Regions from separate parts of the Homo sapiens genome. Here region 1 is linked to region 2. Evidence: read pairs that join two places in POLR2A ChIA-PET (ENCODE). Cell type or tissue: HepG2. All regions are shown on one strand. Each heading gives the region's core, and the rest is flanking DNA. Links, peaks and the distances in the headings are about the cores only.

Evidence for each region. Peaks named below come from ENCODE experiments on the same cell type or tissue, not always from the same donor. Only the 100,000 strongest peaks of a DNase experiment are listed, where the experiment ranks them.
Region 1: POLR2A ChIA-PET joins it to region 2 with 8 read pairs; 7 of 35 experiments call an interaction of 5 or more read pairs at or near these places.

The regions. Positions count from the first base shown.
Region 1 is chr19:13,926,989-13,937,946 of GRCh38, reverse strand. It overlaps PODNL1 (podocan like 1), which reads left to right. Exons shown (of 10, transcript NM_001370095.3): 2 at 1-162; 3 at 1,487-1,580; 4 at 1,903-1,967; 5 at 2,117-2,226; 6 at 3,537-3,693; 7 at 3,954-4,069; 8 at 4,492-5,149; 9 at 5,835-5,983; 10 at 6,060-6,760. The coding sequence ends at 6,210. It overlaps CC2D1A (coiled-coil and C2 domain containing 1A), which reads right to left. Exons shown (of 29, transcript NM_017721.5): 21 at 10,870-10,958; 22 at 10,682-10,772; 23 at 9,917-10,054; 24 at 9,759-9,823; 25 at 8,505-8,568; 26 at 8,287-8,413; 27 at 7,793-7,869; 28 at 7,658-7,705; 29 at 7,068-7,572. The coding sequence ends at 7,552. Among named protein-coding and RNA genes, the nearest start is that of PODNL1, 5.9 kb to the left of the region's middle. RefSeq lists an enhancer at 1,010-1,767. In HepG2, for the core only: a CTCF peak has its summit at 3,675 (motif pointing left); no DNase peak of the experiment used is centred there; H3K27me3 peaks cover 1,057 bases.
Region 2 is chr19:14,121,896-14,134,021 of GRCh38, reverse strand. It overlaps ASF1B (anti-silencing function 1B histone chaperone), which reads left to right. Exons shown (of 4, transcript NM_018154.3): 2 at 7,785-7,900. Among named protein-coding and RNA genes, the nearest start is that of ASF1B, 8.6 kb to the left of the region's middle. RefSeq lists an enhancer at 5,348-5,457. In HepG2, for the core only: no CTCF peak of the experiment used is centred there; a DNase peak (open chromatin) is centred at 6,726.

The sequences.
Region 1 (10,958 bases), core at 396-5,395, 190 kb after region 2:
GACGCTGCCTTCCCCCACCTGGGGGAGAGCTTGCAGCCCCTGCCCCGGGCCTGTCCCCTGCGCTGCTCCTGCCCCCGAGTCGACACTGTGGACTGTGATGGCTTGGACCTTCGAGTGTTCCCGGACAACATCACCAGAGCCGCTCAGCACCTCTCCCTGCAGGTGGGGCCCACGGAGGGGAGTGGGGGCATGCAGGGCTGAGACCCAGTGGTGAGGGGAGCTGGAGGGGTGCCCCAGAGCTGAGGAGCGTGGTGGGGTATAGGAACACACTTGCAGGAGGGCGGTGCAGAGCAGGCTGTGATGGAGCTTTGCCTTGGCAGATTGGCTCTGCATGCCCAAGATGAGAGGGGTGAGCGTGGACATGCTGGAAGTTGTCGGGGACTGAGGATTAGTGGTGTTAGGGTCAACATCTTGGCGGTTATAGTGTTGTTTGGAGTTAGTGTGATGGGGAGTTTGGGGTTATGGGGATGTTGTGGCGTGTGGGGTTGATGGTGGGGGTGATGGCACATTTGGGGTCGATTGTGGGGGTGATGGCGCATTTGGGGTCAATTGTGGGGGTGATGTCGCATTGTGGTCGATTGTGGGGGTGATGGCGCATTTGGGGTCGATTGCGGGGGTGATGGCGCATTTGGGGTCGATTGCGGGGGTGTTGGGGCATGTGGGGTTGATTGCGGGGGTGATGGCACATTTGGGGTCGATTGCGGGGGTGTTGGGGCATGTGGGGTTGATTGCGGGGGTGATGGCACATTTGGGGTCGATTGCGGGGGTGTTGGGGCATGTGGGGTTGATTGCGGGGGTGATGGCACATTTGGGGTCGATTGCGGGGGTGTTGTGGCATGTGGGGTTGATTGCGGGGGTGATGGCGCATTTGGGGTCGATTGTGGGGGTGTTGTGGCATGTGGGGTTGATTGCGGGGGTGATGGCGCATTTGGGGTCGATTGTGGGGGTGTTGTGGCATGTGGGGTTGATTGCGGGGGTGATGGCGCATTTGGGGTCGATTGTGGGGGTGTTGTGGCATGTGGGGTTGATTGCGGGGGTGATGGCGCATTTGGGGTCGATTGTGGGGGTGTTGGGGCATTTGGGGTCGATTGTGGGGGTGATGGTGCATTTGGGGGTGATTGTGGGGGTGATGGCACATTTGGGGTTGATTGTGGGGGTGTTGAGGAATTTGGGGTCGATTGTGGGGGTGATGGTGCATTTGGGGTCGGTTGTGGGGGTGATGGCACATTTGGGTTGATTGTGGGGGTGTTGGGGGAATTGGGGTCGATTGTGGGGGTGATGGCACATTTGGGGTCGATTGTGGGGGTTTGGGGTTTGACATCTTGGCAGTTATAAGACTGGGTCAGAGTGATGGGGTGTTTGGGATTAACTGTGGGGGTGATGATGGTATGGGGCTGGTTTGGGCTGATGGGAAGTTGAGAATCAGTGCTTGGGGTCACTTGGTCACGGGGTCACGGGTGTGAACACCCCAACTCTCACCCTGCAGAACAACCAGCTCCAGGAACTCCCCTACAATGAGCTGTCCCGCCTCAGTGGCCTGCGAACCCTCAACCTCCACAACAACCTCATCTCCTCCGAAGGTGAGGGGGCAGAGGGAGGCGGCCTCTCTGGGGCTGTAGGACTGACCGAGGTCTCAGCTGCCATCCCCCTCCCCCGCCCCATCTGCGGGCAGCTCTGTGGCAGTTCCCAGAACTGCCCTTTGCTGAGCAGGATGGAAACTCAGGAGCTGGGGTGGGGGTTGGGGGCTGTGGCTTTTGAGTAGGGATGGGGAGGAGGGGATCTGAGGGCCTGGGGAGCCTCTGCCAGTTCCCCGGCCGAGAGTCCTGGGGCAGCTGGGAGCCCAGACTCCCCCTCCACCCAAGACAGGCCTGGGGTCCCTTCACTGCCCCCCTACTCTCCCAGGCCTGCCTGACGAGGCCTTCGAGTCCCTCACCCAGCTGCAGCACCTCTGCGTGGCTCACAACAAGGTGAGCCCCCAGCCCCACCCGCAGGCCGAGCCCAGTGAGGGTGCAGCTTCAGTCACTCAGCCCAGGGTGTGGAGGGGACAGCTCTGCTGGGGAAGTGGTGGGGCCAAGGCGCACCAGGACCAGTCCGGCTGTGGGCTGTGTCCCCACAGCTCTCAGTGGCCCCTCAGTTTCTGCCCCGGTCCCTCCGTGTCGCGGATCTGGCTGCCAACCAAGTGATGGAGATCTTCCCCCTCACCTTTGGGGAGAAGCCGGCACTCAGGTAGACCCTGGCCCAGCCCAGGCCCCCAGGCCTCAGATACATCTGTGTCATGCCCCGGTTCTAGGAGCAATGAGGGAGTTAAGACCTTGCCCTCGGCCGGGTGCAGTGGCTCACTCCTGTAATCCTAGCACTTTGGGAGGCCAAGGTGGGAGGATCATCTGGGGTCAGGAGTTCGAGACCAGCCTGGCCAACATGATGAAACCCTGTCTCTACTTAAAATACAAAAATTAGCTGGGGGTGGTGGTGTGCGCCTGTAATCCCCGCCACTCAGGAGGCTGAGGCAGGAGACTGGCTTGAACCCAGGAGGTGGAGTTTGCAGTGAGACGAAATCGTGCCACCGCACTCAAGCCTGGGCGACAGAGTGAGACTCTGTCTCAAAATTAAAAACAAAAACAGAAACAAAATGCCTTGCCCTGGAGGGCTTAACCAGGGACAGATCCCTAGCCTTGGGGAGTGGGAAGAGGGCATAGTTCTACCCTGGGAGGAGAGTGAGCGGGGAGACAGGGCCCTGTATGCTGTGTCAGAACTCCAGACTGAGGTGGAGACAGTATGTGCAGGGACACACACACACACACACTTACACAGACTCACATACACACCTGCACACACAACCACATGAACACATGCTCATGCACACACAATCACATGCACACACAAGCACACACACAGACTCACATACACACCTGCACACACTTCCAACCACATGCACACAGGCACACACTCATGCATGCACACGCAATCACATGCACACACAAGCACACACATGCACATATGTACACAATGCTCACACTTTTGCACATGATCACATGCACACATGGACATACATGCATACACACAGTTGCACACTCGGCTGCACACACACAATCACATGCACACTTATGCACAGGCATGCACACATGCACACCCACACTTACAATCACATGCACACACTCACCCATGCACACTTATGCACAGGCACATAGCACACACTTGCATATACATACACACATGCACGCCCACACACTCTTACAATCACATACACACGTGCACACACACTCCACATATGCACTCATTACACTTACACATGCACACTGCTCACACATGCACACACGTCTATTCATACAACACACATGCACACTCACCTGCACACCTACGCACAGTCACATGCACACATACACAATTACATTCCCACACAGACTCCACACATGCGCGCGCACACACACACACACACACACACACACACTGAAGGCGACCCTGAGCAGGGTGTGGTGCGGGAGTGGGGTGGTAGGAGGCGAGGGGCAGGCTGGTGGCCGGAGCCTGGCTCTCCTCAGGTCCGTGTACCTCCACAACAACCAGCTGAGCAACGCTGGCCTGCCCCCCGACGCCTTCCGCGGCTCCGAGGCCATCGCCACCCTCAGCCTCTCCAACAACCAGCTCAGCTACCTGCCGCCCAGCCTGCCGCCCTCACTCGAGCGGCTCCACCTGCAGGTAGCCCTGCTGTAGGTCCCACCCCGGGCCAGACTCTCTTCACCTCTTTCCAGGGGGACCCCTCCAGTTCCTAGCTTTCCATTCTTCTCAATTGCCCCTCAGAATGCCAGTGGTCAGAGTTATCCTTCTTTGAATCACTTTATTGGAAATCGCTTTGAGCTCAAGGCAAGCTCCTCGTCACTCCCTTACTCAAGAGCCGTCTGTGGCTTCCCGCTGCCCTCATCCCAGACTCAAGTCTCATTCTCTTCTTCCTTCTCCAGAACAATCTCATCTCCAAGGTGCCCCGAGGAGCCCTGAGCCGCCAGACTCAACTCCGTGAGCTCTACCTCCAGCACAACCAGCTGACAGACAGTGGCCTGGATGCCACCACCTTCAGGTACAGGCTGGTTGGGGGGCAGCAGGGGCTGAGAATTTACAGTCGGGGGTCCCAACCTTCAGTCCCCCTTCCCTGACTGGCTCCTAAGCCACGGCCTCATTTACTGAGTGCCTGCTGCTCACTGGGCTCGGCAGAGCACTGGGTAGGTGTCCCTGTTCCCCACAGCCCTGCACTGACATCGTAAGTCTCACATGCCTTTCCATCTCGGCTCTACCCTGGTCACCCCCATAGCTAACTCTCAGGCTGGAATCTGCCCTGGGCACCCCAAGTTTACCTCCCACCCAGCTCTCTCCACGCATCACTCCCAAGTCAAAATCTCCAGCTTAAATCTGTCTCAGGACCACTCCCCAGCCTCCCCGCCAAAATCTGTCAGGCACCCCACTCCAAGTGCCCCACCTAACACCGACCCTCTCTCCTTCCAGCAAGCTGCATAGCCTTGAATACCTGGATCTCTCCCACAACCAGCTGACCACAGTGCCCGCCGGCCTGCCCCGGACCCTGGCTATCCTGCACCTGGGCCGCAACCGCATCCGGCAGGTGGAGGCGGCTCGGCTGCACGGGGCGCGTGGTCTGCGCTATTTGTTGCTGCAGCACAACCAGCTGGGGAGCTCAGGGCTGCCCGCCGGGGCTCTGCGGCCGCTGCGGGGCCTGCACACGCTGCACCTCTATGGCAATGGGCTGGACCGCGTGCCTCCAGCCCTGCCCCGCCGCCTGCGTGCCCTGGTGCTGCCCCACAACCACGTGGCCGCGCTGGGTGCCCGTGACCTGGTCGCCACACCGGGCCTGACGGAGCTTAACCTGGCCTATAACCGCCTGGCCAGCGCCCGTGTGCACCACCGGGCCTTCCGCCGGTTGCGTGCCCTGCGCAGCCTCGACCTGGCAGGGAATCAGCTAACCCGGCTGCCCATGGGCCTGCCCACTGGCCTGCGCACCCTGCAGCTGCAACGCAACCAGCTGCGGATGCTCGAGCCCGAGCCTCTGGCCGGCCTGGACCAACTGCGGGAGCTCAGCCTGGCGCACAACCGGCTCCGGGTCGGCGACATCGGGCCAGGCACCTGGCATGAGCTCCAAGCCCTCCAGGTCAGGCACAGGCTGGTTAGCCACACTGTCCCCAGGGCCCCTCCATCCCCCTGCCTGCCCTGCCACGTCCCAAACATTCTAGTTAGCTGGTAAAGCAATCAGAACAAGAAAATGATAAGAGTGGGTTAGAAGGTGATGAGGAGGCTGGGTGAGGTGGCTCATGCCTGTAATCCCAGCACTTTGGGGAGCCAAGGCAGGAGAATCGCTTTAGGCTATGGGTTTGAGACCAGCCTGGCAACACAGCAAGACCCTATCTCTACCAAAAAAACATAGCCAAGCGTGGTGGCACATGCCTGTAGTCCCAGCTATTCAGGAGGCTGAGGCAGGAGGATCGCTTGAGCCCAGAAGTTTGAGGCTGCAATGAGCCGTGATCGGGCCACTGCCCTCTAGACTGGGCAACAGAGCAAGACCCTGTCTCTTGAAAAAAAAAGTGATGAAAGAGGTATGGTGCGATTCAATGACTGACTCATTTAATCAAGTGGGGACCTGTCTGTCTGTGCCTTCCTGGGAAGGGCCTTAGTTTACCTCTGCAGAAGGGAGGAATTTGGCAATCATGGGGGGTGGGGGGCAGAAGGGCCAGGCTGGTATGAAGGGGGCAGGGGACTCTCAGAGAGGTTGGGGGCTGGCTGAGCTGAGTGGCCCAGGCCTGGGGCTGCCACGATGCCATCTATAACCCCCTGCCCAGATGCTGGACCTCAGCCACAATGAGCTGTCCTTTGTGCCCCCGGACCTGCCTGAGGCCCTAGAGGAGCTGCACCTCGAGGGCAACCGCATCGGCCACGTGGGCCCCGAGGCCTTCCTCAGCACACCCCGCCTGCGTGCCCTCTTCCTCAGGTGCCCCGAGGGTGACCGGAGGGGTGGAGGTGGGCAGGGGAGGGCCTGGGAGGGTCATGACCGCCTCTCTGTGCAGGGCCAACAGGCTTCACATGACGAGCATCGCGGCTGAGGCCTTCCTGGGGCTCCCAAACCTGCGTGTGGTGGACACGGCAGGGAATCCGGAGCAGGTCCTGATCCGGCTGCCTCCCACCACCCCACGTGGGCCACGGGCAGGGGGCCCCTGATCCTAGAGAGGCCCAGCAGAGCAGCTCAGACTCCTGGGACTCCGCTGGGCCGTGGACTGAGGAGACAACGCCCACCAGGGGCCCTTGGTCTGGCTCTCCTGGGCCTCCAGGGCTGGGCCTGCTCTGCCTGCCACTGGCCGAGACACAGAGGCACACAGCTGGCATACTCCAGGCTCACAGACCACGCCGGCCTGGCGGGACACACCCTACCCCAAACTCCCAACACAGATGGAGGCAGCAACAATAAAGCCAAACCCTTCCAGCACTCAGCACGGACCAGGCACCCTTTGGGGGCTCTGTCCACGGACTCCTCCCCACAACCAGTCCAGCTGGGGAAACTGAGGCTCTGGGATGCTAAGTGGGTCAGGACTGAATTTTGAGGTCTTGAGGCACACACTGGGGTCACCAAACAGCACCCTGTGCGACCTAGCCACGTGTGATTGCAGGGACGCCCAAGGCCACCCACTGAAAAAACACTGGGTGACAGATATAGGGACCCTCACATGTATCCCCCCCCACAGCAAGCATGGGAATGAAATGCATCCTTCAAGCTGGGTGTGTGGTGGTGCCCTTCTGTAATCCGTTAGGAGGCTGAGGCAGGAGGATCATGTGAGCCCAGGAGTCGGAGGCTGCAATGAGCTGATTGTGCCACTGCGCTGCAGCCTGGGTGACAGAGGGAAACCCGGTCTCTAAAAAAAAAAAAAAAAAGCACCTTTCACAAGCACACTGTCCCTCCCCAAAACTGCTTCCCTAACAGGCGCCTCCCCATCCACTTCCAGGGGAACCGGGGGGTGGGTGGGAAGACCTAGCCTGGCCACCGAGGGTCTGAGCAAGAAACAGACAGGACAGAGCTGGGCTGAGTGTGGCCCTGGCTATTTTATTCCATGTGCTGGCCCTGGGGACCCAGCTGGGCCAGGTCGACGCCCCTGGGGAGACAGTGTGGCTCGGCCAGCCTCAGTGGCTTCTTTGGGGTGCAGGAGGGCTTTGGGGTTAAGGCTGGGGAGGAACAGGAAGTAAAGTGCTTGCAGGGGCCCTCGGGGCTTGGCCCCAGCCACCCTCCCTGCTCCGGGGCGGGCCAGAGGCCGGACACCCCTGGGCTGTGCAAACAGGACTCTCCAGGGCCCAGCCAGGCCTGGGTGAGGGGCACATACTGGCTGGCAGGCATGGTTCCCAACACCCGCAGCCACGGAGGCTCTGGCGGGGCTGGGGGCCCGGATGAGGGGTGAGTCCAGAACCGATTGTCCGCTGATTGTCTGCTTGTCTGGTTCGTGGCTGTGTCGGCTCTTCCCGGTATCGGGGCCTGCTGCCCGCTTTCTGGGGGCTGCCCGCCCCATGGGCTCCTCACCTGCGGAGCCGCTGCAGCTGGGGGAGAGGAGGCCACTGGGGTCATGGAGGTGGGCTACGACCACAGTGATCCCCCAACCACCCCATCTCCTAAGCTGCTTACCTCACTCTCTACCAGATTCCGCCTATAGAGCGCCTCCTTTGCAGCATCCTGTGGGGGATGGGCATTCAGCAGGTAGTCCCTGCAGGCCCCACCCTGCCCGCTGCCCAGTGCCCACCCGGCCCGCGACCAGCTCACCCTGCTGCCATCGTTGCCCAGGCGCCGGGCAGCCTCCGTGTAGAACTGCAGCTGCCGCTCCAGCTGGGCTGCGTATTCTGAGAATGGATGGCGGGGGAATGGAGGCTTAGGGTGGGGCCTCACTGCCCACAACCCTCCTGGACTGTGCCCATCCCCAAGCCCGTCCCCCGCCAGGTGCCCATCCCCGAGCCCCTCCCCCTCCAGGTGCCCATCCCCGAGCCCCTCCCCCTCCAGGTGCCCATCCCCGAGCCCCTCCCCCTCCAGGTGCCCATCCCCGAGCCCCTCCCTCTCCAGATGCCCATCCCCGAGCCCCTCCCCCTCCAGGTGCCCATCCCCGAGCCCCTCCCCCTCCAGGTGCCCATCCCCGAGCCCCTCCCTCTCCAGATGCCCATCCCCGAGCCCCTCCCCCACCAGATATGCATCCCTGAGCACCTCCCCCCCCATGCCTATCCTGGAGCTCCTCCCCCACCAGATGCCCATCTCCAAACCCCTACCCCGTCGGATGCCCACACCCCCCTGCTCCAGCTGTGCCCTCTGCCACTGGCTGCGTTGCATGATGTCCTGGTACTGCTGGGCCACTTCTGGGGGCACCGGCCGCCGCGCCTGCCTGAGGGCCAGGATCTAGAGGATACAGAGGGTCCTGTGAGGATCCTGCCTGGGCCTGCAGACTCCCCAGTCCTGCCCCATGTAGCCCGGCAGGATGGATACCCACCTTCCGCTCCAGACGCTCTTGGTCAAACGCCAGCACACTGAGGCTATGCAGGGGCCGGGCTGATCTAAGGGGTGGAGGAAGGATAAGGGACTGCAGAGATTCCCCCAGCCCAACCCTGTTAATTCAAAAGACACACTGGGCTGGGCACAGTGGCTCACGCCTGTAATCCCTGCACTTTGGGAGGCGGAGGTGAGTGGATCATGAGGTCAGGAGTTCGAGACCAGCCTGGCCAATATGGTGAAACCCCGTCTCTACTAAAAATAGAAAAAAAATTAGCTGGGCATGGTGGTGTGCTCCTGTAGTCCCAGCTACTTGGGAGGCTGAGGCAGAAGAATTGCTTGAACCTGGGAGCTGGAGGTTGCAATGAGCCGAGATCACACCACTGCACTCCAACCTGGGTGACAGAGCAAGATTCTGTCTCAAAAAAAAAAAAAAGCCGAGCATGGTAGCTCATGCCTGTAATCCCAGCACTTTGGGAGGCCGAGGCAGGCAGATCACCTGAGGTCGGGAGTTCGAGACCAGCCTGACCAACATGGAGAAACCCCATCTCTACTAAAAATAGAAAAATTAGCTGGGTGTGGTGGCGCATGCCTGTAATCCCAGCTACTCAGGAGGCTGAGGCAGGAGAATCGCTTGAACCCCAGAGGCGGAGGTTGCTGTGAGCTGAGATCGCGCCATTGCACTCTAGCCTGGGCGACAGAGCTAGACTCTGTCTCAAAAAAAAAAAAAAAAAAAAAAGACACACTGGGCACTGGGGGTATGGTGGGAGACAGCCGAGAACCACCCGGTGTTACTGATCCCAAAACCTAGCGGGGATGATGGCTGCACACCCAGGAAACTATGATGCCTAGTGGTCAGGGAGGGCTTCCTGGAGGAGGTAACAGCCAAGTTGGGATCCAAAGAAGGAATCAGAGGTGGGCAGAGGAACAAGGAACACCCCTACCCTAGGTAGGGGTGTTCAGGGCACTGGAACCCACAGAAGTCCAGAGGCCAGTGAAAACTATTCATGGACATGAACCACAGGAGGGAGTAGGGAGAGAGAAGCCTGGATATGTTGACAATGGTCAGATCACAAAAGGTTTTAAAGACCAAACCAAGGAGTTTAAACTGGATCCTCTGGGAAAAGGGGTGCCAAGAAAGGTTTTGCAGCAGGAGAGGGACGTGGTCCAATTTGTGCCTGGTGGGAAACTGTCCAGGTGGGGCTGAGAGGGGAATTGGGTGTTTTCTCCAGCATGCCCTGGCCCAGATACCTACCTGTTCCCTGACTCCCTTGCAGGGGCAGGCACAGGAGGGGCCTTCCCTTTGGGCCCAGCAACCTGCTTCAGAGGAGAGAACCAGTCCTGTGAGTCCTGGGCCCCTGAACCAAGCTTCCCTCCCTGGGGTTGCTGATGGGTGGGGGTGGGGGGTCTCACTGTGGGCACAGCTGCCGGCACAGGGTCAATGACCAGCCACCTCTCTGTCGTCGTCTCCAACTGCTGGGCTGTCAGTGGCTCCCGAATCCGGACCATTACCTCCAGTCGCCCCCCTGTGGGCCGGCGACCATCCAGGACCTGGGTGGGGGTAAGGAGAAACTGTTGGTGGGAAGCAGGAAGTGACTAGAGGCCCAGGGCCAGGACAAGGGAGAACAAGACTGGTTTTTTTTTTTGGTTTTTTTTTTTTCTGAGATAGAGTCTCGCTCTGTTGTCCAGGCTGGAGTGCAGTGGTGCAATCTGGGCTCACTGCAAGCTCCGCCTCCTGGGTTTACTTACGCCATTCTCCTGCCTCAGCCTCCCGAGTAGCTGGGACTACAGGCGCCCGCCACCATGCCTGGCTAATTTTTTTGTATTTTAGTAGAAACAGGGTTTCACCATGTTAGCCAGGATGGTCTCGATCTCCTGACCTCGTGATCTGCCCGCCTCAGCCTCCCAAAGTGCTGGGATTACAGGCATGAGCCACCATGCCTGGCCAAGAGTGGTTTCTAAAATATGAGCCCATGGTATGGCTGAGATACCAGTTGATCATAATGGAGTGGGGTACTGCAAGTATTTAGGGCTGGGCAGTAGGGAGGTCTGAGGCTCTGAGGGGAGGGGCTGGGTCAACAGACAGGCTCATAGAGGGCTCAAGGCAGGAAGTGTTTTAATAATGTTAACGAGTAGCATGGCCATACCGGAGCACGCGGATGAATGTCCACCTCTCACCTCAAGGATCTCCCGGACCTCACATGCTATCTCCAGTGCATCCAGCTTCAGCTGGGCTGTCCCCAGCACCCGGTCAGTCTTGAACAGCCCCCTGTGTGCATGTGTGTATAGTGGGGACAGGATGGTTGGTTCAGAGGAGCTCCCCTCCCCTGGAGCCCACCCAGCGGCCATGGCTCTCTCTAGCTCACCCCTTGTGAACCACTTCGAACTTGATGCCCTTGGTCTGGATGGCCCTTCGGAAGCCACGGTGGCTGCGGTTGATGCAGAGTTTGAACTG
Region 2 (12,126 bases), core at 4,397-9,396:
CCATCCTGGCTAACACGGTGAAACCCCGTCTCTACTAAAAAACACAAAAAATTAGCCGGGCGTGGTGGCGGGCGCCTGTAGTCCCAGCTACGCGGGAGGCTGAGGCAGGAGAATGGCGTGAACCCGGGAGGCGGAGCTTGCAGTGAGCCGAGATCGCGCCACTGCACTCCAGCCTGGGCGACAGAGCGAGACTCCGTCTCAAAAAAAAAAAAAAAAAAAAAAAATGGTTGTGCGGTCATTATCTGGTACTTCTACTCCTAGGAAGCCCCTGCCCTGTGACTTTACTAACTTATTTATAGAATTAGAGCCGGAAGGGCTAAATTCAACCTGCTGGTCCTTTTTTTGTTTTTTTGGAGATGAAGTCTTGCTCTTGTCCCCCAGGCTGGAGTGCAATGGCGCGATCTTGGCTCACTGCAACCTCCACCTCCCAGATTCAAGCGATTCTCCTGCCTCAGCCTCCCGAGCAGCTGGGATTACAGGTGCCTGCTATGACGCCTGGCTAATTTTTGTATTTTTAGTAGAGACGGGGTTTCACCATCTTGGCCAGGCTGGTCTTGAACTCCTGACCTCAGGTGATCCGCCCGCCTCAGCCTCCCAAAGTGCTGGGATTACAGGCGTGAGCCACTGCGTCCAGCCTCTGCTGATCATTTTTTAATAGAAATGGAGTGACTTCACCAGAGTCACACAGCCAGTTTGTAGAAGTATTGGCACTGAAGTTTTGAATCTAAATTCTTTATCTTTGCTCCAATCCAGGGAAAGAAAGGAAGGATTCCCTGTTTCAGGGGTGGAGCATAGATAGGAATGACCACAGAATTTATTGCCTAATCAGGACACTCAAAATGCAGTGAAGGGAAGTGCTATTATTATTATTTATTTATTTATTTATTTATTTATTTATTTTTGAGATGGAGTCTCGCTGTGTCACCCAGGCTGGAGTGCAGTGGCGTGATCATGGCTCATTGCAAGCTCCGCCTCCCGGGTTCACGCCATTCTCCTGCCTCAATCTCCCAAGTAGCTGGGACTACAGGCGCCCGAAACCATGCCCAGCTAACTTTTTGGATTTTTAGTAGAGACGGGGTTTCACTGTGTTACCCAGGATGGTCTCGATTTCCTGACCTTGTGATCCGCCCGCCTCGGCCTGGGATTACAGGCGTGAGCCACCGTGCCCGTCGTATGATTATGATGATGATGATGATTATTATTAGAAATGGAATCTCACTATGTCACCCAGGCTACAGTGCAGTGGTGCAATCTCAGCTCACTGCAATCTCCACCTCTCGAGTTCAAGCGATTCTCCGGCCTCAGTATCCCAAGTAGTTGGGATTACAAGCTTGAGCCACCATGCCCGGCTAATTTTTGTGTCTTTAGTAGAGACGAGGTTTCACCATGTTGGCCAGGCTGGTCTCAAACCTGATCGCAAGTGATATGCCCACTTCAGCCTCCCAAAGTGCTGGGATTACACTTTGAATCCTAAGCGCCTGGCCAGAGAATGCTATTGTTAATTGTACCTGGATGATAAAGCTTTTCCTTTGAGTAACTCAAGTGAGAAATCCTGGCTCTTCCAGTCCTAGGGCTCTCTGTGACTGATCTGCCAGCTTGCTTTCTGCCTCCTTCTGGACTCCTCTCCATGAAAAAGGGAGAATCTGCCTCACTCTCAGCAGCGTCAACTGAAAATCTGACAAAACCCCCAACCCAGCTGTGTGAGGTGGCTCATGCCTGTAATTCCAGCACTTTGGGAGGCTAAGGAAGGAGGATCTCTTGAGCCCAGGAATTTGGGCCAGCCTGGGTAACATAGCAAAACCTTGTCTCTACAGAAACATCAAAAAATTAACGGGACTTGGTGGCACGTGTCTGTGGTCCCAGCTACTCAGGAGGCTGAAGTGGGAGGATTGCATGAGCCCAGGAGGTCAGGGCTGCAGTGAGCCATGATTGCACCACTGCACTCCAACCTGGGTGAGAGAGCAAGACCCCCATCTCAAAAAAAAAAAAAAAAAAAACCACCCTAACCCCTAAGCCCCAGTTGGGTGACCCCTATTTCTCAGGGGCCCCAAGCCCCCTTTGCACTTTTATCTTCCACATCTGGAAATAGATTCTTCCACATTTAGCTGAGAAATTCAACAGACACTGGTTGAATAAGTCATAGAAGCCAGATGTTCTGACCCAGAAATAACGAAGTTGTTATGGCAGCAGAGCTCATCTTTGATTATGAACAAAGGCAAAAAGCAAACAAACAAAGGAGGCCTGGCATGGTGGCTCACGCCTGTAATCCCAGCACTTTGGGAGACCAAGGCGGGCAGATTACCTGAGGTCAGAAGTTCGAGACCAGCCTGGCCAACATGGTGAAACCCCGTCTCTACTAAAAATACAAAAAATTAGCCGGGTGTGGTGGCGGGCGCCTGTAGTCCCAGCTACTCGGGAGGCTGAGGCAGGAGAATGGCGTGAACCCAGGAGGCAGAGCTTGCAGCGAGCCGAGATTGCACCACTGCACCCCAACCTGGGCAACAAAGCAAGACTCCATCTCAAAAAAAAAAAAAAAGAAAAAGCCAGGTGTGGTGGCTCACACCTGTAATCCCAGCACTTTGGGAGGCCGAGGCGGATGGATCACAAGGTCAGGAGTTCGAGACCAGCCTAACCGACGTGGTGAAACCCCGGCTCTACTAAATACAAAAATTAGCCAGGCATGGTGGCACGCAGCTATAATCCCAGCTACTCAGGAGGCTGAGGCAGAAGAATCGCTAGAACCCGGGAGGCAGAGGTTGCAGTGAGCTGAGATTGTGCCACTGCACTCCAACCTGGGTGACAGAGCGAGACTCTGTTTCAAAAAAAAAAAAAGAAAAAAAAAATGGCCAGGCACAGTGGCTTACCCCTGTAATCCCAGCATTTTGGGAGACCAAGGCAGGTGGATCATCTGAGGTCAGGAGTTTGAGACCAGCCTGGCCAATGTGGTGAAACCCTGTCTCTACTAAAAATACAAAAGTTAGCCAGGCTTGGTGGCAGGTGCCTGTAGTCCCAGCTATTTGGGAGGCTGAGGCAGGAGAAGCGCTTGAACCCGGGAGATGGAAATTGCAGTGAGCCCAGATTGCGCCATTGCACTCCAGCCTGGGCGACAGAGCAAGACTGTCTCAAAAAAACAACAACAAAAAAGCAGGAAGCAGACTTTTTAGCTAGTTCAGCTATACTAATTGTGTACATGTCTTTAGTCTTATCATTTATATATATATATATATATATATACACACAAACACACAGTGGAGGTATGTCTTGCACAGGGACTAGCTTGTGAAGTTAGCGCAGAGAGATAACATGGGACACAGTTGAGTTGCCTTGACATTGCTCAGAAGGTTAGGTACACACGTCATGTGTACAGCTGTGTCCTGTACTCATAGCTATGAGTTCCTGCTGTATTGGTGATTTGTGTCCCATGTATAATTCTAAAGAAAGATTATATTTAGAGATGAAATCATACACGTATGTCTCTACTTATAACACTGCAGCCAGATTTTTTTTTTTTTTTTTAAAGAGATAGGGTGTCACTATGTTGCCCAGACTGGACTTGAACTCCTGGGCTTAAGCAGTCCTCCCACCTCAGCTTCCTAAGTAGCTGGAACCACAGGTGCACATCACCATGCCTGGGCACTTCAGCAAATTTAAGATGATTCTCGACTGGGCATAGTGGCTCATGCCTGTAATCCCAGCACTTTGGGAGGCCAAGGCAGGCGGATCACAAGGTCAGGAGATCGAGACCATCTTGGCTAACACAGTGAAACCCCGTCTCTACTAAAAATAGAAAAAAAAATTAGCCGGGCGTGGTGGGGGGTGCCTGTAGTCCCAGCTGATTAGGAGGCTGAGGCACAAGAATGGCATGAACCCGGGAGGCGGAGCTTGCAGTGAGCCGAGATCGTGCCACTGCACTCTAGTCTGGGCAACAGAGTGAGACTCCATGTCAAAATAAAATAAAATAAATTAGAATTACAGGTGCACACCACCACGCCCAGCTAATTTTTTATATTTTTAGTAGAGATGGAGTCTCACTCTGTCACCCAGGCTGGAGTGCAGAGGCACGATCTCAGTTCACTGCAACCTCAGCCTCCCGAGTAGCTGAGACTACAGGGGCATGCCACCACGCCTGGCTAATTTTTTGTATTTTTTGTATCACCATGTTGCCCAGGCTGATCTCGAACTTCTGAGCTCAAGCAATCCACCCGCCTCAGCCTCCCAAAGTGCTAGGATTACAGCCATGATCCAATGATCCACCTCACCTGGCCCTATACCTATAACTCTTTTTTTCTTCCTTTCTTTCCTTCTTTCTTCTTTTTTTTTTTTTTTTTTTTTTTTTTTTTTTTGACGGAGGCTGGCTCTGTTGCCCAGGCTGGAGTGCAGTGGCAAAATCTCGGCTCACTGCAATCTCTGCTGCCTCCCAGGTTCAAGCAGTTCTTATGCCTCAGACTCCTGAGTAGCTGGAATTACAGGTGCACACCATCATGCCCAGCTAAATTTTTATATTTTTAGTAGAGATGGGGTTTCACCATGTTGCCCAGGTTGGTCTCGAACTCGTGAGCTCAGGCAATCTGCCTGCCTCGGCCTCCCAAAGTGCTAGGATTACAGGTGTGAGCTGCCGTGCCCAACCAGCTTCTGTAACTCTTGAGTCAGTATTTCTCTACAGCCGTTAGTTAATTCTCCAGTTTCTTTCCAGCCCTGGTTGAAAGAGCCATTTCAGCCCCTGTGCCTGACAGTCAACACAGTACATTTTTTCTTTTTCTTTTTTTTCCTTTGAGATAGGGTCTCTGTCGTCCAGGCTGGAATGCAGTGGCTCGATCATGGCTCACTGCAGCCCTGAACTCCTAGGCTCAAGCGATCCTCCAACCTTAGCCTCCCGCATAGCTGGGACCACCGGCACGCGCCACCACACCCAATTAATTTTGTTGATTTTTAATAGAGTCGAGTCTGCCTATGTTGCAGGGGCCCATTTATTTCGGTGAGTTTCCACATGCTCTTTGTTTAGGTTTTGCCGATTAGTATTGACCTCAGCTGGACAACATCAGGTGCTCGTGGGTACACTTTAGTCTTTTTTGTCTACCTTCCCAGGACATGAATTAAATGCACCCGTACAGGATTCTACCGGCTATGAGAGGAAAGGGCTCAAGGATATACACCAAAATGATACAACTGCTTTAGAAAGGAGAGAGCAGGGCTGGCTGGCTTTTCTGTCTTCCCCCAAAACTTGATTCCAGTTGTGTCACTACTTGTAACAAAAATAAATCAACAGGCTGGACATGATGGCTCAGACAAATTCCAGCACTTTGGGAGGCCAAGGCGGGAGGATTGCTTGAGACCAGGCTGGGCAACCAAGCAAGACCTCATCTCTAAAAACAATTTAAAAATTCCCTGGGCGTGTGGCACAAGCCTGTGGTCCCAGCTACTTGGGAGGCTAAGGCAAGAGAATCACTTGAGCGCAGGAATTTGTGGCTGTAGTGAGCTATGATTATGCCACTGCACTGCAGCCTGGGTGACGGACCGAGACCCCATCTCCAGTGAAAAAAGTCAACTTCCTCCCTGCAAATAGTAAGAGGCTAGTTCGACCAAACACCTGTGAGTTCAATGGTCACCCGTATCCTACAGACCTGCTATAGGGTTCCTGAGTGAAACCACAAAGGGACAGGCAGCCAGTGCATCAAAGAAGGGCATGGGGCTCAGGTGACAAGCCTCTGTAGTCATGACCTGGCAGCAGCATGCTTCCAAAGTTGGATGCTCTTGTGGGACACTGGACCAAGGAACAGGGCAGCTTCTGAGAGAGTTTGCTTCCTGTGAAAATCACAGCTTGTGAAACTTCCCCCAGCTGCTAGAGCTGAAGGGTTGTGTAATTTCTAAAGAGCCAAAAATAAGTTTCAAGCCTCTTGCCAAGCCTCCCTGTACCAGCATGACCTTGCCCCTGATACACTTGGACCTCCTGCAAGAGGCCATGTTGACCGGAATTTCCTGTGATTGACAGCCAGAGGTTCCATAAGCACTTTCCTTTCATCTCAATGGAGCATATTCAGGGGAGGGGGCCCTCCTGCTGGATGGGGTGCAAGAGTTAGGGTTTGAGGCTGGGCACGGTGGCTCACACCTGTAATCCCAGCACTTTGGGAGGCGGAGGCGGATGGATGACCTGAGGTCAGGAGTTCGAGACCAACCTGGCCAACATGGTGAAACCCCATCTCTACTAAAAATACAAAACATTAGCCGGCTGTGGTGGCGGGCGCCTATAATCCCAGCTACTCAGGAGGCTGAGGCAGGAGAATCACTTGAACCCGGGAGGCAGAGGTTGCAGTGAGCCGAGATCTCACCATTGCACTCTAGCCTGGACAACAAGAGTGAAACTGTCAAAAAAAAAAAGTGTTTGGAGGATCACCCCGGGATGCCACATTTGTTGACTGAGTTGCCCAAATGTCTCTAAGTAGGCATGACTTGGTGCCAGATCTGGAAGACCAGGGTGGCTGGCTCCCTGAGCAACCTCACCTTCCCCCTCCTGCAGGCTGGCTCTCCTGCCGGATTGGAATCTGCCACCCTGCCCCAGTTGTCGAGGGATCCACTTCGTTGAGTGGCACCGGTCCCTGTGTGTGAAAGAGGATGCTGCTTCCTATCCCAGCACCCAGTGGGCAGGGCCCTGAAATGACCCAACTCCCTGCCGTTCCCTTCTCAGCACGTCTGTGTCACGTGGCTCTTAATTCAGCCTCTGCCATACAGTTCACGCTCAGGCCTTGAGAGGCCCAGGTTTCCCCAGAGGTATAGTCAAGGTCACCTGTCATAGCTAGGCTTACAAGACAGAATTCCCTAATGGAGGTAGAGCTTTGTGCCCACCTCAGCATTCAAGACTGCAGTGCCTGGCACTAAGTGTCTGACAGATGGAATAATAGTCTTTTAACATATTAAGGATCTGTCTAAAATTACCACAAGGCTGGGCACAGCAGCCCACACCTGTGATCCCAACATGGTGGGAGTCCGAGGCAGGAGGATCGCTTGAGCCCAGGAGGTTGAGGCTACAGTGAGCCATGAACATCCCGCTGCACACCAGCCTAGGCAACAGAGGGAGACTGTCTCAAAAAATAAGTAAATAAAAATAAAATAGAAGATGTGGCCGGGCGCAGTGGCTCACACCTGTAATCCCACCAGTTTGGAAGGCTGAGGCGGGCAGATCACTTGAAGTCAGGAGTTGGATACCAGCTTGGCCAACATGGTGAAACCCCATCTCTACTAAAAATACAAAAACAGGCCAGGTACAGTGGCTCACACCTGTCATCCCAGCACTTTGGGAGGCCAAGGCGGGTGGATCACCTGAGGTCAGGAGTTCTAAACCAGCCTGATCAACATGGTGAAACCCTGTCTCTACTAAAAATAAAAAAATTAGCCAGCCATGATGGCAGGTGCCTGTAATTCCAGCTACTCAGTAGGCTGAGACAGGAGAATCGCTTGAACCTGGGAGGCAGAGATTGCAGTGAGCCAAGATCACACCATTGTACTCCAACCTGGGTGACAAGAGTGAAACTCCATCTCAAAAAAGAAAAAAAAAATTAGCTAGGCGTGGCAGCGGGCACCTATAATCCCAGCCACTCGGGAGGCTGAGGTATGAGAATCACTGGAACCTGGGAGGCGGAAGTTGCAGTGAGCTGAGATCGCATCACTGTATTCTAACCTGTGTGACAGAACGAGACTCCATCTCAAAAAAAAAAAAAAATACAAGAGCCTATCCCTGCCTTCTTGCTGTTGAGCTATTTCAATTAGTTAACCCTCCTATATCTTTGCAGACCTGGAGTGGAAGATCATTTATGTTGGCTCGGCTGAGAGTGAGGAATTTGATCAGATCCTAGACTCGGTGCTGGTGGGCCCTGTGCCAGCAGGGAGACACATGTTTGTCTTTCAGGTAAGAAAGATGAGGCCTTAGGCCTTAGCCCTTGATTCCTAGAAACATCCTCTTTTACCTGAAATCCCACAGAGTGCTTCAGGAATCAAAAGTTCAAGTTCAGCTGGGCACGGGCTCACGCCTATAGACCCAGCTACTCCAGGGACTGAGGTGAGAGGATTGCTTGAGCCCGGGAGTCTGAGGCTGCAGTGAGCCACTGCACTCCAGCCTAGGCAACACAGTGAGACCCTGTCTCTAAAAAAGAAAAAAACAAGTATTAAAAACATAGAGGCCGGGCACAGTTGCTCACACCTGTAATCCCAGCACTTTGGGAGGCCGAGGTGGGAGGATTGCTTGAGGCCAGGAGTTTGAGACCAGCTGGGGCAATATAGTGAGACCGCATCTCTACAAAAAATGTAAAAATCAGCAGAGCATGGTGGTGTGCGCCTGTAGTCTCAGATACTTGGGAGGCTGAAATGGGAGGATCACTTGAGCCTGGGAGATGGAAGCTACAATGAGCCAAGACCACACCACTGCACTCCAGCCTGGGCAACAGTAAGACCCAGTCTCAATCAATCAATTAAAACAATTTAAAAGTTCAGGTTCAAATCCTAGTTCTACTGTCAGGAACTATCTGACCTCTCAGAGGCCGTCAGGCCCTCCCTTCCCCCACCTCTGTGTCAAAGCTGCCACTGATTTACAGGCAATTCCCATTATTTACAAGAGTTACGTTCTATAAAGTTGCCGCGAACACTGAATTAGTGAATACTGAACCATTGCCCCAGGGGAAATACAGGGTTAGATTCTTGGAAGTCACATTTTCGTCAGCTGGTTAATACGTAAACTTGTATGTGTGTTTATGTTGAAAAGACACCAGGACGGCTATGATGGCTCAAACCTGTAATCCCAGCACTTTGGGAGGCTGAGGTGGGTGGATCGCCTGAGGTCAGGAGTTCAAGACCAGCCTGGCCAATGTGATGAAACCCCGTCTCTACTAAAAATACAAAAATCAGCCAGGTGTGGTGGCGCATGCCTGTAATCCCAGCTACTCGGGAGGCTGCGGCGGGAGAATCGCTTGAACCTGGGAGATGGAGATTGCAGTGAGCTGAGATCGCACCAGTGCACTCTAGCCTGGGTGATACAGCGATACTCTGTCTCAGAAAAAAAGGAAAGATACCTTATTTAATATATACAGTGGTTCATTTATGTTGAATTCACAGCCAACAGCACTATAACTCTCCTGAATGAAACTTCTCTAATACGCATATTTTCCATAAAGCCTTTCTTGTATCCTACACTGCACTTCAGCACTACCGTTGGGTGCCATCATAGACAGCAAACTCACCAACAAAAAGCACAAAACATGGAAAAAAGCACTAAGTAGGCTGAGGAAAGGACGCTCATTCACAGTGAGAGCTGAGACCAGAAGACAGAGTGTTGCCTTGTTTGACCTCAGGTGGGAACAGGCGTGGTAGGTAACTCTAGGTGGGAACAGGCATGGTAGGTAACTCCAGTTTTTCCCTGCTCTGTGCATGTCTGCAAGTGACTGTGAAAGCAAGCAGGTGTTCATCTTGGGGTTACAAATAAACTTAGCAGGTAGGTGAACTTGCACATATGGAACCCATGAATAATGAGGATGGACTGTAACTCCTAAATGGCTCTCATGCAGCACCCCACCTGGGTTGTCAAATGTAGATTCTGGCCGGGTGTGGTGGCTTCCAGCACTTTGGGAGGCAGAGGCGGGAGGACTGCTTAAGGCCAGGAGTTCCAGACTAGCCTGGGCCACATAGCGAGACCCCCATCTCTACAAAAAATAGAAAAATTAGCCGGGTGTGGTGGCTTGCACCTGTCGTCCCAGCTACTTGGGAGGCTGAAGCAGGAGGCTTGCTTGAGCCTGAGAGTTTGAGGCTACAGCGAGCTATGATTGCACCTCTGCACTGCATTCTGGGTGACAGCGAGACCTGTCTCTACAAAAAAAACATTAACCAGGCATAGTGATGCAGGCCTGTAGTGCCAGCTACTAGGGAGGCTGAAGCAGAAGACTCACTTGAGGCCAGGTGCCATGGCTCACACCTGTAATCTCAACACTTTGGGAGGCTGGGGCAGGCAGATCACTTGGGGTCAGGAGTTAAAGACTAGCCTGGCCAACATGGTGAAACCCTGTCTCTACTAAAAAATACAAAAATTAGCTGGATGTGGTGGTGCACATTTGTTATCCTAGCTACTCGGGAGGCTGAGGCACGAGAATTATTTGAATCCAGGGGGCGGAAGTTACAGTGAGCTGAGATTGCGCCACTGCACTCGAGCCTGGGCAACAGAGTGAGACCCTGTCTCTAAAAAAAAAAAAAAAAAAAAATAGGCTCGCTTGAGCCCAGGAGTTCCAGGAGTTTACAGTGATCTGTGATTGCACCACTGCACTCCAGTCTGGATGACAGAGGGAAAAGCTATCTCTTTAAAAAAAGAAGGCCGGTGCAGTGGCTCACGCCTGTAATCCCAGCACTTTGGAAGGCCAAGGTGGGCGGATCACAAGGTCAGGAGATTGAGACCATCTTGGCTAACATGGTGAAGCCCCATCTCTACTAAAAAATACAAGAAATTAGCCAGGCCTGGTGGCGGGCACCTGTAGTCTCAGCTACTCAGGAGGCTGAGGCAGGAGAATGGCGTGAACCTGGGAGGCGGAGCTTGCAGTGAGCCGAGATCACGCCACTGCACTCCAGCCTGGGTGACAGTGAGACTCCATCTCAAAAAAAAAAAAAAAAAAAAAGAAGAAAGAAAAAACAAATGGAGATTCTGAGTTCTCCAGGTGATTTTTCAGGATCCTCTGCTCGGATACACTCCCTTACCTCCATCACTGCTGTTACCGCCCTAATCCAAGCTACCACATCCTATCTAACCCCTTCAGCCACCACTACTAAATCCACTGACAGGCCCTATCTACTCAACAGTCAGGACTGGCCTCCTGGGTGTGCAACCCAGGCAGCTGCACAGGACCCCACACTTGGTGCGATACTCTGCTGTCACCGTCTGAAACCTAATAGCTTTTCTGGAGGGGCGTGGTGTTTTCATTTTGCATTGGTTTTATTTTGCACCAATTACGTGGCTGGTCTTGTTTGCAGTAGTACACCCTGAATCTGTTCTTTACTGCCTGGTCTAAGCCAAGTCCACTGCCTCTCCAGGATGACTGGTGTAAGCCTTCTGCTCCACTACAGTCTCCTGTCACGGCTCCACACTTTGCCAGAGGCTTCTTTTCAGATCACAAGAGTGATGTGGCACTTAACCTCCTGCTTACTCTCTTGCCCTTTCCCAATCCCTTAGCTGGCCCCCGGGTGGCCTGATACCACCTGCCTCACCTGTTCAGCTTCATGCCACTGTCCCCCGGCTCACCACACTCCTCCAGAGTACCACGCACCTCTCCCTGCCACAGTCAACGTTTTGTAGTCATTTGTGGGATTGATTCTGTGTTTCCATCAGTTGACAACTCCTGGCTGGGCACAGTGACTCACACCTGTAATCCCAGCCCTTTGGGAGGCTGAGGTGAGAGGATCGCTTGAGCCCAGGAGTTTGAGACCAGCCTGGGCAACATGGAGAAACCCTGTCTCTACAAAAAATAATTGGCTAGACATGTTGGCACACACCGTTGTCCCAGCTATTTGGGAGGCTGAAGCAGGAGGATTGCTTGAGCCCAGGAGTTCAAGGATGCAGTGAGCCATGATGGCGCCATTGCACTCCAGCCTGGGTAACAGAGGGAGGCCAGACCCTGTGTAAAAAAAAAAAAAGTCCAGGCGCAATGGCTCACACCTGTAATCCCAACACTTTGGGAGGCCGAGGTGGGCAGATCACCTGAAGTCAGGAGTTTAAGACCAGCCTGGCCAACATGGTGAAATCCCGTCTGTACTAAAAATACAAAAAAAAGGCTGGGCGCAGTGGCTCACACCTGTAATCCCAACACTTTAGGAGTCCAAGACGGGTGGATCACCTGAGGTCAGGAGTTCGAGACCAGCCTGGCCAACATGGCGAAACCCCATCTCTACTAAAAATACAAAAATTAGCCGGGCATGGTGGTGGGCACCTGTAATCCCAGCTACTCGGGAGGCTGAGGCAGGAGAATCGCTTGAACCCGTGAGGCGGAGGTTGCAGTGAGCCGAGATCGCACCATTGCACTTCAGCCTGGGCAACAGAGCAAAACTCCATTAAAAAAAAATACCAAAAAAAAAAAAAAGTTAGCCGGGTGTGGTGGTGTGTGCCTG